Regions from separate parts of the Homo sapiens genome. Here regions 1 and 2 are each linked to region 3. A link is a contact called in ENCODE Hi-C or POLR2A ChIA-PET data. All regions are on one chromosome and are shown on one strand. Each heading gives the region's core, a stretch centred on a gene start or an enhancer-like site at or near the end of the contact. The rest is flanking DNA. Distances are from core to core; before and after follow the strand shown. Region 1 overlaps ZMIZ1 (zinc finger MIZ-type containing 1). Region 2 overlaps ZMIZ1 (zinc finger MIZ-type containing 1). Region 3 overlaps ANXA11 (annexin A11).

Region 1 (4,264 bases), core at 634-3,133, 900 kb before region 3:
AAGGTGTAAGTACAGTTGAGCAGGGTCTTTCTACCAGGTTCTGTGCTAAACTTTACTTTTTTCTCATGTTTCTTAGGAAAGTGTTAGTCCCACTTTACAGATGAGAAAGTTGAGGCTGACTGAAAGTAACATGTCCAAGGCCACAGAAAGCTTCAGTGGCAGAGCCAGGGTTTGACCCGGAAGACTGTAACTCCAGAGCCCACATAGGGAACCTCTCTCCTGCTGGGCCTCCCTCTGTCGGCTGAATATTAACCTCAAAAAGGGGTCCCTGAATCTTTGCCAACACGGCCAGTACAAGCTAAAGCAGACGATTTAGTGTATAAAGAAATTCTTTCCTGGAAGACTATTTGGGTTTTCTCTGCAGCTGGGCTTTGAGGCCCATCTTTACATTTCCCCTGTCCCTTCGTGCTAGGCGACTTCCCCAAGAACCCCCAGGAAGATGCAGCCCTTCTTGGAATTCTTGTGGCTTCTAGGTGGCCTCTGCAGTGTGCTCCCTTGCCTCGTGGCCATCTCTGGAGAGGGGAGCGTTGCCTTGCTGGATCCTAAGTTCCTAAGACAGTGGTGAGCCTGATACGGTCTGGTGACCCGGCAGCCTTGCCCTTGATTGGCTCTGCTACCTCTGTGAGCCCCAGCTTCTAAGATGGGCATCTGTTGGGCCCACTTAATGGGGCACTGAATGAGTTCTTAGGTGAAGGCCACTTCACAAAATTCCTTGCATCTAGAAGTCACTCAGTAAATCAGAACAACAGTAACAGCGGCAGCCAGCAGTTTCAGGGTGTCCAAGGTGTGCGGGACTCTGGGCCTCATACATGTTAGGCACTTACACTTAACCCTCACGGCAGCCTTCGAAGGGAGGGGCTGAATCAGCCCCATTTCATAGATGAGGTTGCTGAGGCATACAGAGAGTGAGCAGTGGTTTCATCGCTTCCCTCTGTGTCCTTCTCTCACTTTCTGGGCCCCAGTGGCCATGTGGCCACAGACACACTGTGTAGGTGGTCGGTCATCAGGCTTAACGAAATGGACATATTCATTTTCAGCATCACTCCAAGGGTGAGTGCAGAGAGGTGGTTTCTCCCTGGCACATTTTTTTGTTTAGCAAAGGTTTCCTGAGCCCTATTGGTGTGTGAAGACATCATGCTTGGCTCAGGGAGCCCAAGAAATCAGTGACAGCTCCTGAGGCAGAAGGGAGAAGGCAGAGGGTTCTCACTCTTGCCAGGAATGCGAAGAGCCAGTGGAGTTCAGTACCTTCTGCAAGGGCTTCCCGGAGGAGGTGGCCTTTGGAAGAGCCTGGAAAGGATGAATGGCATTTTCAAGGTGGGATGGAACTTGCCAGCCTGAGAAGAGGCACAGAGGCCCCTGTATTAGGGAGCAGTTGGCAAATGGAACCGTTGCTGCTGACATTGCAGATGGCTTCTGGCCTTGGTGCTTCTGTGGGTGGAGCAGGATTGTTGGGGCCGTTTTGGCTGGACAGGACTGTGGCTGGGAGCAGCTTATGGTGTGATACTGGGCAGGCCATGCTGGATTAGGGTTGTACAGAGTGGGACAGAATTATTAAAAAATGCCAAGCACCTGTGACCAGGTGAAGCAAGTCTGCAGGTTAAACTGTGCTCGTCGGAGAGAAGAAGGGCTCTCAGGCACCCTCCAGACCCTCCTCCCATCCCAGCCAGGCCATGCCTTTCTGGTAGCAGCCCAGGGGTCTGCTTGGTCCTTCATCCTTGGGAACAGGGACCAGGCATTCCCCCGGTGGTGGTATCTTGAGTCTAGGCAGTGGCGTCACATCAGCAGGGCTGCTGTGGGGGCCTGCGGGGGCGAGAGCCTTCTCTGCGACAGCAGGAGCCCGTCTCCCCCAGAATGAGATGAGTCACGGTCCTGTCGGTGCGGCTGCCACTTCTGCTTCTGCAGCAGGTGCGTGTGGAGGCAAGCTAGTCCTGAGACTGCCCCACACGCTGTGCCTGTCTCTTCCCCAGTGCACGGGCAGCATGCCAGCAGGGCCTCGCGTGTGTGCACGGATGTGTCCTCCATATGCCTGCGTGCATCTTTGCTCTGGGGCGGCAAACCTTCCAGCCAGGCAGTGGGATGGCCAGTTTGGGAACGTTGGTTAGCTTTGCTTCTCACCAAGTTTGGGGCAGAGGGGACAAAACAGGAAGGAGCTGGTTTCCGCCCACAAGGCTCACCCACGGAGCTGCAGGGCAGTTGGGAGCTTGTTCGTGGGCCTGTGTAGCGTCCTGGGCTGAGGTGATGAGGCAGCAGTTGCCCACTCCCTGGCCACAGGCAGGGCCCTGCCGGCCCCTGGGGCCTCCCATGGGGGTTCATTTCCTGAGCCTGGCCAGGCATGTTCTCAAAGGATAGGAACTTCCGTCTCAAGGCCATCAGCCTGGAGGGTTGGTGGGAACTTGTGGGGCAGAAGTTCTGGGGCGAGAAGCCACTCAGGCTTGGGTTTTGTTCAGATGTAGGGGACCCCCTCTGGTCATCCAGCACACCTAGGACATGGGCCTTGAGGACAGCAGGTGTCCAGGGGATCTCCTCTTTGTTTTGTAAAAGCGTGACCTGTAGAGCCTCCCTGTGAGACTCTGGTGTGCCAGTCTGGAACCAGGTGGTGTGCCGGGTCCCCAGTGACCTCCCTGGGAGACAGAGGCTGTTCCAGCCCAGCCTTCCTGAGGAGCAGGCTCATGGCTACTTTCCTGTGTTTCTCTGCACTGCCCACTCCCTCTGGGCTCCCAGTCTCCAATCCGCCACCTGGAGAGCAGAGTCTGTCGCTATCTGTCACCTTTGGCCCAAGCATCTGGATCTTCAACAAGCCACTACCCATCATTGTGCCTGGCCAACTGAGTGCCCTGAGTACAGCTCCTCTACTCCAAATGCGAGTCCTGCAGTTTCCCCAGAAATCACGAGCAGCGCTCAGTTGGGAAAGCCCTTTGACTGCATTCTCCTCTTTGAGCCACATCAGATTTAGGCTGCTGAACCTGTGTTCAAACCTATTTGACCAAGATCCACGATAAATACACATACGACACCTTGACCCAAGGTGCACATGTATTTGTGTATAAAACCAAGACAGAAGCTCAAGGACTAATCTTCATCTTTATTGTGTGCTCACACTCCATCACTTTCTAGTTGATGCTTTTTTCTCCCCTGCTGGTTGGATGTCATCACCTGCTCAGATTCTGTAACCCACAGTTGGAAAACACAGAGTAGAGTGGGGAGGTATCATCTGATGCCCATTTTACAGATGAGGAGATTGAGTGAGGAAACTTGCACCAGGGTCCTAAGCACAAAAGTCTCTGCCGTCACAGAGCTGTTCTAGAGGCAGACAGACAATAATCAAAAAAATATATAATTAGGACAGTGGTGGAGTGCTATGAAAAAAATTCCAGTGCCAGGGTGAGGGGGCAGGCAGTGTCGGGTAGGAGCTGCTTTTTTATACGAGGAGGGCGGGGGAGGCCCCTCCAGCGATCTCAGACAGGAAGAAAGCGAGGGGCTGGCCAGGCTGAGAAATCTAGGGCAGAGGGTATCCAGGCAGGGGAGGGGCAAGTATGAGCAGACAGTGGTGTGGTCCTGCCCTCCAGGCTGGTCGCCTCTGCAGGAGCCCGTCAGACTTGACCAGCATTGCCAAGAGCTCAGCCGGGCAAGGCACAGAGCACAAGACTTGGCTGCCCTGATCTCCGCTGCCTGCGGGTCATGCAGCCCTCCGCCTCCCTCTGGGAAGTCCTCACCTCTGGGCTGGGCTCCTTGCATCCCCAGAGGTGCCTCCTCAGCACCTCCATCCCCAGTTGCCCTGGCTGCTAGGGTTGGACTGGCCACTCAGCTAGGGTACAAGTCTGCCAGGTGTGACTGAGAACCTTTGCCATTTGCTGTCTCCTGTGACTAAGACAGACACAAGCCAGACAGAGGCATGAGGCTCTTTCCTGTTGCCCGGCCCTTCTCCCAATTTCCCTCCCCCAACACACATACGCACACACACATACACACACACACACCCTGTGCCCTGGGTAGAGGCAGTGGCACAGCTGTGGGCGCTTTGCTTTTCTGCTCTTCCTGGTTCCACATCTAGAATTTTGTGACTTGGTGAGGGGGTGGTGCCAGAGAGCCAGTGCCGGCTCTGGTGGGAGAGGCAGCTTCATCCCCAGCCTCCTGGGGGCTGGCACCCTGGCAGGTCTTCATGCCCTGCCCCTTCGCTGGGATCTGCTGGCCTCACTCTTGTGCACCCCAGCAGTCGGTAGGAAGCATCACTGGACACTCACTGTAGACCTAAGCACAAGAGGTG
Region 2 (4,917 bases), core at 567-3,066, 940 kb before region 3:
GGAAAAACAAGGCCTCCACCCTCGAAGCACTTCCAGCTTCCCAGGGAGCTCCCTGGCCAGACACCACAGGCAGGGAAGGAAGGCCAGCCCACTGGCCGGAGGGCCGAAGGGACTTCCTGCCCCAAGGTCACATGGCAGGAGAGGCCATGGATGGAGCCAATGCCCTCTCCCAGCCCACTGCAAATCCCAGTCTCCCAGTGGGAACGTGTGGTTTATGATTTCATTGTGCCTGCTGCCTGGTTTCCTGCTCCAGCCCTGAGGTGAGGGTTAGCTTCCTGTGGCCTTGTCCCTGTGTCCTGAGGTGCCCACTCCCCCAGCAGCAGGCCTTGCTGCCGCCTCCAGCTCCCATGGCCCTGACCTGACTGAAGTGGGAGGTCTGAAAATGCGGTGGCTTTCTGCAGGGACCCCCGCACACCAGAAAGAGGGTTCTTCAAGGCCCATCAGGGCAGCTTGAGGGATGCGAGGACCTTTGGCGACACTCTCAGGTTTCCAGTCCTCTAGAGGGAGAAAATGGTCAGGGGCGGGGCACTGATGAGGCCTTTCCGGGGAGCCCTTCCAGGACCCATAGTGAGTCCCTCGGGGAAGCTCACAGTGTCCTTGTTCCCCAGGATCTGATGGGCTGTGTGCCTTTCCAAACTGATGCACAGAGCTGGGAGCTACCCCCATCACCCAGAGTACTGGGCGTGAGGACCCCTGGGTGGGCCAAGCAGGCAGTCTGCTGTCCCCCTGCCTGGCCAGGCTCAGGAAGTATGACCCTTTTCCTCCCTCTCAGTAGCCCCAGCCATGGCCCTGACTTCTCCTTAGAGCCACCCTGGGGCTTCTCTAAGCCGCAGAGACCCTGCTGGGTTCCCCAACTGCTCCCACCCCCCGTAGGGTGAGGCCAGGCCTTAGAAGTGCCTGGCCTGGGGCAGTGGTGCTGCTTTGTGTGTACTGGGTGAATGGAGAACAGGGGATTTAGCCAGGACACTCACATTTTCTGAGACTGAGGCTCCCAAACCACCCTGGAGAGTTGTTGGGTCTGAGGGGAGGCCCGGCCCCTGTGATTTGGCTTGTAAAGCTCCCCAGATAATTCTGATGCTATTGGTAGAATCATGGCTCCCAACACTAGCCCTGAAGTGATTGTATCTGTAGTCTGGTGCCAAATTAGTGTGTGACCTTTGGCAAGTCACTTCCCCTCTGGGGGCCTGAGTGTCTCATCTCTGCCTCATCTTTATCTCATCTCTAAAAGGTAGACTCCACTCCAGGGCCTCAATACCAGCCCTGTGCCAGAGAGGTGGGGAGAGAGGAAAGTGAGAAAGAAGCTTGGGCCATGTCTTTGGGTGCCACCACCCGCATCTGGGTGTGCAGTGGGAAATATTAGGGTGCAGCACGGCAAGAGAGAATTAGATGAACAGAGGCCTATGCTCTACACCCCAAGAGCTATAGAAGGAAGAGGGGAAAATGGTGACTTTCAGGCTGGAGCGGCCTGAAACACTTCCCAGGTGAAACTTGATTTTGGAAATGGGCAGGATGAGAAAGGACTGTTGGGTGGGAGGACTAGTAGCTGCGAAGGCTTGGAAACCAGGAGAGGTATGGCGCTTGATGAGAAAGGAGGATGTCCCTCCAGATGGCAGGGGGGAGGTTAGCAGGAGCTCGAGGAGAGGTTGAGTGAGGCTGCTGCAACACCTTCAGGGCAGTGGGGAGCCATCAAAGGCTTTGGAGCCTCAGAGGCACTGGGACTCCTCCTGCTTCTAGGAGCAGGGCTGCTGCTGAGTAGCAGGCAGGAATCGGGCATAGAAGTTGGGAGTAGTGCGAGGTCGGCGTCCTGCTGTGGGAATGTCCCTGCCCCTGCTGACGCAATGGAAAGCCTCGTCTTGTTTCAGGGTTCCTGTTTTGTGGTTGCCCATGGTGGGGGGCGAGGGCAGCCAGCTCTGCCTTCTGAGGAGCTCCGGGAACTGGATGGAGCTTGTCCAGACCTCCCCACAACAGTCCTCTGCTCTCCTGGAAAAGAGAGGCAGTCCTGTTTGTGGAGTCTCTCCCTAGTCCCTCGGGGGATTCTAGCCAGGCCCAGGAGGCTTTAAATCAATGTGTGCATTTCCCTGGGGCTGGGACTGGAGTGGATGGGTGCCAGCGGGTAGTCTCTGGGCTTGCAGAGTTGGTCTCCCACCCTCCCAGGGCTCCAGTGTTGAATCCCTGCTCCCTGGGTCAGAGCCTGAGGCACTAGTGATTTACCAGCTCCCTGTCTGCCTCCCAAGAGCTTATGATCTGATGGGCAGCTTCACTGTGCGCAGAAGATTTAGCAAGGTCTGGTTCAACCCCTGTGTGTGGGAGGCCAGGACTGTGAAAAAATGGGGGGCATGTTTCAGAGAGGAAGGAAAAAGGAAGCCCAAGGAGCCCTTTTTCCTGCCTCTCACTTCTGCTGCTTCCAGGCCCAGCTCTAATGCCATGGCATGGCCCAGGAAGCTTTCCCTGGATCCCCACACCCAGCGTCCGGGGCCACTGTCTCCTTGCGGTCCTTAGCTCCTGTGCACATCCAGGATCCAGCGCTGTACATCAGTAGCTTCCTGTCATCCCTTGCCCACCTGGGTGTCAGCCCACTACACTGACTTGAAGGACAGGCGGTTCGTGACTTGCATCCACGCTGGGTGCTGCGTAAATGTCTGTCAGATGGCCAGCCCGGAGCATGAGGACATGGCGGCCCTGGTCACCCAGGCAGGAATTGAAAGGCTCGAGGTCTTGGCCCAGCTCTGGCTCCCCAGCTTGTCTGTGTGATGTGAGGGGTGCCTGCCTTTCTTGAGGTCCCTGCTTGTAAGGAGCAGCGTGGGATTTACTGTGCTGTCCAGTATAGCAGCCACACATGTATTTAAATGTACATTAGTAAAATTAAATGAAGTTTTCAGTTCCTCAGTCACAGTAGTCACATTTCACGGGCTAGTGGCTACCAGATTGGACAGTGCAGTGGTGGAATGTTCCCATCATGGTAGAAAGATCTGTTGGCAGTGCTGTGCCTGAAGTGGTCACTCTGTGGCCCGCGGGCCTACCCTGTTGGCAGCTCTGGTGACTGCTCCTCTCCCTTTCCCCCCAATGCACGAGGGACCTCCCTGCCCAACTACCCGGGGCTCTTAAAATGGGGCCACCCGGTGTCCTTCCCAAGCCAGTGTCAGACAGTAATTATGAAACCCACATCTGTCATTTACCAGGTGACTTTGAGTAAGTCACCAAGGTTCTCTGAGCCTCTGTTTCCTGATCAGTGCAGTAGAGCTACTTGTCCCTGCCTGGCAGGGTTGCAGTGGGGAGTAAATGAGATGGGGCTAAAAGGCGCTTAGGTTGGTATCTGGCCCATAGTAACGTCTCAGTAGCTGGCAGCTTTCATCACTGTCAGGTGGATTCATCCCCTCGCAGCATGGGCTTAGTTCCAAAACTGGCTGGGCATTAGGTTCCCCTCAAGTTCCTGAGCCCGAGACTGGGTTCTCTCCACCCAGCTCCACCACCAGCCCCCTTCTGTCTGAGCCTCAGTTTTCTCATCTGTACAGTACTCCTGCCTGTCCTTGCCCTGTGTTGCAGCTGGAGACCTTGCTGTGCCCTGTGGAGGGTGGTGCCATCTGGGGGCTTATCCCTCCTTCCAGCATGGCCACTGTAACAGGAGAGCCTGAGAAGGTCAGGGGACAGAGGGGCACAAGTGTGCTTGCCACTTGTCTGTCCCAGAGAGAAGCTGCCTGGCTGTCCCTCCGGCAGCCATCAGGGAGGTCCTAGCATGTGTCAGCTCTGGAGGAAGTAAGCGTGGCCGGCACCCACGTGCCCACTTTCATTTCCCTCTTGGGGAATGAGAGGTGAGAGTCTGCACCCTGGACTTCTGAAGCCCGCCAGTGATTTGCACAAGGACTTCTTCCTTGAGGTCTACCCATAGTTTGTCAGGGTCTGTGAGCCCCTGCATTTCTGGGCAGAGGGTCTGTGAGTCGAGCCATGTTGAGGTGGCCCTTGGGGTCCAGCCATCCTAGTGAGAGTGGGCTTGCAGAATAAGGACTGTGAGTCCAGCCTTGGCTTTCAGGTGCCCAAAGGGTGCCTGGAGAACCCCTCGCTGAGAGGAAATTCTGGGAGCTGGGGAAGGGTCCCAGGAGCCAACACACGGCTTCTTGTCAAACCCTAGGTCCTGGCACCCACGGTGTCCTTGGTGTCGGGATGGGTACTGGGAGACAGAACAGCCTTCAGGCGCAAGGCCGGAAGACCATCCTGGGGAACAGACCACGCGCAGGGAGAAGGCACAGGAAGCTGGGGGGCCAAAAGGGGAGGGGCTTGCTGGGGACTTGTGGCCATTGTAGAGATCGAGGAGGTGAAGACTGGGCACTGCACTGAATTGGGGGTTTCCAGGTGGGGATGGGATGGCCCTCCTGTGGCTCCCCACTGTTAGGAGCGAGAGGCCCTCACCCCACAAAGGTGCCCTCCCAAGCTTGCTCCCTACGTCTGTCCCCCTCCTCTCCTGTCTTCTCCACACACCGGGACCTCTCACCCTGTCTAAGCCTCAGTTTCCTCATCTGTAGAACCGGAGACTAGTACTCATCCCCTAGGGCTGTGGGAGGATTAAAGAGCTCATTCCAGCCAGCACCTTGAGCACAGTGCTGGGATCTCATCGCCCCTGAGCAAACATGAGCTACCCTTCCTGCTCTACGTGGTTCTCCTCATGTTTGTGGGAGGCGTGTTCCTCTGGGTCACTTGTCCTCCTGCTCCCCAGCTTTGGGGCCTCTTTATTGTCCATTGCAGCCCAGCCTATCCAGACACTCCCCCAACCCCTCACCCCATACATCTGTTGGGGGTACCTTTTCTCCAGCATGAGCCCCGAACTGGTAGAACATGCAGAATGCCCATCTTCTCCAAGAGCCTGAGACATCTTGGAGCAAATAGTCCCCCTGCCTCCAGCCAGGGCCCCAGGGCTCTTGGCCA
Region 3 (4,256 bases), core at 1,086-3,585:
ACTATGTGCCAGGCACTGTTAAGTGCTTCACACGGAACTGAACTTTATAACAACCCTATGAGGCAAATACTAAAATTATCCTTCTCATATCAGAAATGAAGACTGAGGGACAGAGAGGCTGTGTAACTTGCTCAAGGTTATAGCTATTGAATGGCTGAGCCAGGCAGTCTGCTTCCAAAGCCCAGACTTTACCACTACACTATACTTCCTCACAGAGCCCACTGGCCCCAGGGACTAGTATTTTAAGAACAGAGCTTTAGAAACACTGGTATGATGAAATAGCATGGAATTCAGAATCAGGATACCTGGCTTCTAAGTCCGGTTTCACTGTATGAAACTTCATTACATACTTCATTAAAGGTACTTCATTAAAGTACTTCATTAAAGGCAATGGAGGATGGTGAGAAGAACACAGACTCTGAAGCCAGACTACCCAGGTTCACATCCTAGTCCTGCTCCCCACCAGCAACGCGATCTTGACAGTTTACGAGACCTTTCTGCACCTCAGTTTTCCCCATCTGTAAAATGGGGATATTAACAGTTTAATACCAAGTTTGTTCCCATTATATCATGTAACATATCATGACATCCTGTTTCTCCAAAACAAAATAAGAAAGAGAGGACCCTGGGCTATTTGATAATGCCCAGGATGAGAACTGTGGGGACTGAAGGGGGAAGGAGGGGGGTAGGAGAGAAACACGGAACTGGGGAGGGTCAGGGCAGTGTGACAGGTGGAGGATGGGAGTGGGGAGCACACTGGCATGGCTGTGTTGGATTTTCCAGCCTCCCAATAGAGAAAGCACCAACAGGAAATTGGCGCTGTTTTCTTTCCATCCCCTCCACGTGCCTGGGTGTATGGGGGCCTGCTCCACTCCAAGAGTAGAGGGGACAGCGAAGGCAAGACTGATGGTGGAGGGAGGCCACCGGGCAGGGAGATATGAAAGACCCTCGGAGAGTAAACCTGCCTGGGAGAGGGACCCGCAGAGGCAGGGCCTCAGCCTGCATGAAGCTCCAACCCTGCGGGCACCAGAGCCTGTCCTCAGAATTTTCACTGAGGTGTGGCATGGATGGGGCCATCTTCTCTCCTCCTGCCTGCCTCTCCAGACCAGGTGCTGAGAAGGGGGATGGGGGCAAGTGAGGAGGAACTCACTTTCCATACAACGCAGACCGAGAGCACACAGCGTCACACGCAGATCTCTCCGTCACGCTCCTCCATGGCAGGCTTCCCTGGAAGCCAGGCCACTCCTCTTTGTGGGCAGAGTCACCTCTGAGGCCTGCCCACACCAAACAGGCTCACATAAGAGCCAATGCTCAGTCAAATGCTGAGTCCAATTCAGAATTTCTGAGGAGTGGAAAGTGGGCAGCAGAGGAAGAAAGTGACAGAGACACAGTGCTAATATCTGGCTGCCTCGCAGGCCAGCACGTGATGGGCACTCAGGTCCTGGAGGACGCTGAGGTTCTTGCAACAGACACAGTGGCAGTGACAGAAAAAGCCCCCCACCCAAGTCCTGACTCCAAAGTGTGGCCAGGACCTGCTATAGTTTGAATACTTCTGTCTCCCCAAAATTCATTTATTGAAATCCCAACTCCCAGTGTGATGACATTTGGAGGCGGGGCCTCTGGAAGGTTATGAGGTTGGAGTCCTCATGAATGGGATTCATGGCCTTATAAAAGAGATCCCAGAGGGCCCAACCCTTTCCACCATGTGGGGACACAGGGAGAAGGTGCTATCCTATTTGTGAACCAGAAAGTGGGCCCTCACCAGACACTGAGTCTGCTGGCACCTTCATCTTCAACTTCCAGCCTCCAGAACTGTGAGCAATGTACTTCTGTTGTTTATAAGCCACCCGGTCTATGATATTTTATTACAGCAGCTTGAACGGATTTAGACGGAACCTAAGGATGCACGCGCATGTGCGCGCGTGCACACACACACACACACACACACACTCTCTCTCTCTCTCACACACTCCCAAAAAGGGAAACAGTGGGTTGTGTTTATAAGTGCAGGTGGCAGGGGCGGGGAGGAGACACAGGTCTCTGTCTTTGTTTACCCACTTCCGCAAGGGGAAGCCACCGCCAGTTACACCACCTGAGCAGAGGGAGCTTCTGCCAGGGCCCGCCTAGGAGGGACCAGCAAAACAATGGTAGTGAGCTGATGTCAATTGGGCACAAGTCCCAGGGTGGCTGAGGCTTCCCTGTCAATCCCACCCCTCTTAGCTGTCAGGTCACTCCAGTTACTGCAAAGTCCAACCCAGCTTCTCCCAGATCTCCTGGGCCCACAGGGATGTGCCACACCCCAAGTCCTGTGGTAGTTACTATCTACAAGACAACCCTTGCAGCAGCTCTGCCGGAAGGAAGCAGAAACTTCTCTAAACCCTTCCCTCATTTTGCAGTGGGAGGTAAAGGGAAGCTCTGCAGCTCCAAGACACTGGGCCTGAGCCTCACTGACATTGGCTTTCACAATGTCTACCCCTAGATTCTTGGCAGGCTTCTACCACCCCCAATTACTCTCTCTCACACACTCTAAACCAGCTCCCCCATCTTTTCACGGCCCACACTCCCCCGTCAAGGGCCCCAAACATCACAGGACAGTCACAAGGGACTTCTCAATTCTGCTGCATGAGTTTTACCGCAGCCCACACAGCTCTGATATCATCTTCTAACACTGCTGCTAGGCCACTGGGATGGTACACAGGGTTTGGAGTCCAGTGACAATGATTCCATTCTAGCTCTACCTCTTGTTAGCTGTGTGACCCTGGATATATAGATTGACCACTCTGAGCCTTTCTCCTCACCTGTGAAAAGAGGAAAAATGCATCCATCTCATTACACAGCTGTGAGAATGTAGTATTCTCACATATATATATATATATATATATATATATATAGCACTACAACAGGTATTAGCACACAGCAGGTGCTCAGTTAATTTTAACTTAGTCCCTAGGAGGCATTAGCCTGGAGCCAAGGTCTGGTTCCTAACGCAACTGCTTGCTGTGTGACCCCCCTGGGCAACTTAACCTCTCCGAACCTCCATTCTATCTGCAAAGACCTGATGTACCCCACCTACCTTGGATTACTATGAGGACTAAAAGTAAAAAGAACAGGAACGCGCTTTGTAAAGCAGGACACAGTTATCTTCACTCTGTGACCAACACGCCTAGTGGCCAAAGAAGCCAGGCTCTGACATTTCGAGAGGGAGAAAAGGGTCACAGATCCTGGGCACACACTAAACTCAGGTGTCAGGCTCCCGCCAGGGGACCAGCCCAGCCCACACAGTGAGGGGAGTGTCCAGCCAACCCTTAGGGTCCCGGGGCCTCAGGAAAATGCTGGTAAGGGGAGGGGTAGAGGGAGGGCTTTTCAGAGCCTGAAACTCAGCTACCATCAGCTTCTCTGATTAGGTCCCTCAAAGACATCCCCGGTACCTGTGAATGCGTTACTTTAGGTGGCAAAAGGGACTGTCCTGAGGTGATTAGGGTTACCCGCCATGAAATGGGGAGACTAGCCTAGATTATCCGGGTGGGCCCAATCCAGTGAGAAGCGTCCTTCAAAGCAGAGAGCCTTTGTTGCTGGGTTAAGGATGAAAAGGAAGAATAAGAAGGACAGAGTCCAAGCATGAGAGGGATTCCACCCATGGAGGAAAAGGGCCAAGTGCCACGGAACTCAAATGGCCTCTAAAGCTGGAAAGGGCAAGGAAGCATTCACCTCTAGGGCCACCAGACAAAGACACAACCCTGCCAACACCTTCATTTTAGCACCATGAGATCCAAAAGACCCTGAGATAAAACTGTAAAGATAAAAAAACCATGTGGTAAAATAGTGCAGCCACTATGGAAAACAGTATGGAGATTCCTCAAAAAATTAAACATAGAACTACCATACGATCCAGCAATCTCACTCCTGGGCATACAGGCCGAGTACCTCTCATTCAAAATGTGTGGGATCAGCAATGTTTCAGACATTGTGGTCTTCAGACCAGATGACTTCAGATTTTGGAATACTGGCATCATACTTACCATTGTGTATCCAAAATCCAAAAATCCAAAATCCAAAATGCTTCAATGAGCACTTCCTTTGAGCGTCATGTTGGAGCTCACAAAGTTTCGGACTTTGGAACATTTCAGATTTGGGATACTCAACCTATATACCTAAAGGAAATGAAAGCAGGGACTCCAACAGACATTTGTATACCCATGTTCATAGCAGCCTCATTCACAGTAGTCAAAAGGTGGAAACAACTCAAGTGCCCATTG

Evidence for each region. Hi-C counts contacts between places; a loop is a spot of excess contacts on that map. ChIA-PET counts read pairs that join two places held with the same protein, here RNA polymerase II (POLR2A). Pooled maps may share reads with other maps.
Region 1: a pooled map shows a loop between it and region 3 (5-fold over the local background). The contact joins two enhancer-like sites. A Hi-C loop is called at or near these places in 3 of 37 single-sample maps with no recorded cell type and 3 of 50 pooled maps. POLR2A ChIA-PET finds 5 or more read pairs at or near these places in 1 of 52 experiments (OCI-LY7).
Region 2: a loop to region 3 is called in a map with no recorded cell type, with 5 times the contacts of the local background. The contact joins two enhancer-like sites. A Hi-C loop is called at or near these places in 6 of 37 single-sample maps with no recorded cell type and 7 of 50 pooled maps. POLR2A ChIA-PET finds 5 or more read pairs at or near these places in 1 of 52 experiments (activated naive CD4-positive, alpha-beta T cell).

Annotation. Positions count from the first base shown.
Region 1 is chr10:79,284,573-79,288,836 of GRCh38, forward strand. All of the region lies in intron 8 of ZMIZ1 (zinc finger MIZ-type containing 1), which reads left to right. Among named protein-coding and RNA genes, the nearest start is that of PPIF, 61 kb to the right of the region's middle. RefSeq lists enhancers at 426-545, 996-1,185, 1,399-2,049, 1,596-2,215, 2,050-2,700 and cis regulatory regions at 660-1,160, 1,648-2,148, 1,746-2,246, 1,762-2,262, 1,771-2,271. Within about 2 kb of position 1,884, at least 23 of the 41 ENCODE cell types and tissues checked have a DNase peak (open chromatin) inside an H3K27ac peak, as active enhancers do; they include OCI-LY7, where a contact is called at or near this core.
Region 2 is chr10:79,246,760-79,251,676 of GRCh38, forward strand. All of the region lies in intron 7 of ZMIZ1 (zinc finger MIZ-type containing 1), which reads left to right. Among named protein-coding and RNA genes, the nearest start is that of PPIF, 98 kb to the right of the region's middle. RefSeq lists a silencer at 533-602, enhancers at 1,295-2,209, 2,210-3,123, 2,373-2,422, 3,833-3,912 and a cis regulatory region at 1,588-2,088. Within about 2 kb of position 1,817, at least 28 of the 41 ENCODE cell types and tissues checked have a DNase peak (open chromatin) inside an H3K27ac peak, as active enhancers do.
Region 3 is chr10:80,185,621-80,189,876 of GRCh38, forward strand. The region is part of intron 1 of ANXA11 (annexin A11); the gene reads right to left. Among named protein-coding and RNA genes, the nearest start is that of ANXA11, 18 kb to the right of the region's middle. RefSeq lists enhancers at 524-1,024, 2,665-2,764. Within about 2 kb of position 2,336, at least 26 of the 41 ENCODE cell types and tissues checked have a DNase peak (open chromatin) inside an H3K27ac peak, as active enhancers do; they include OCI-LY7, where a contact is called at or near this core.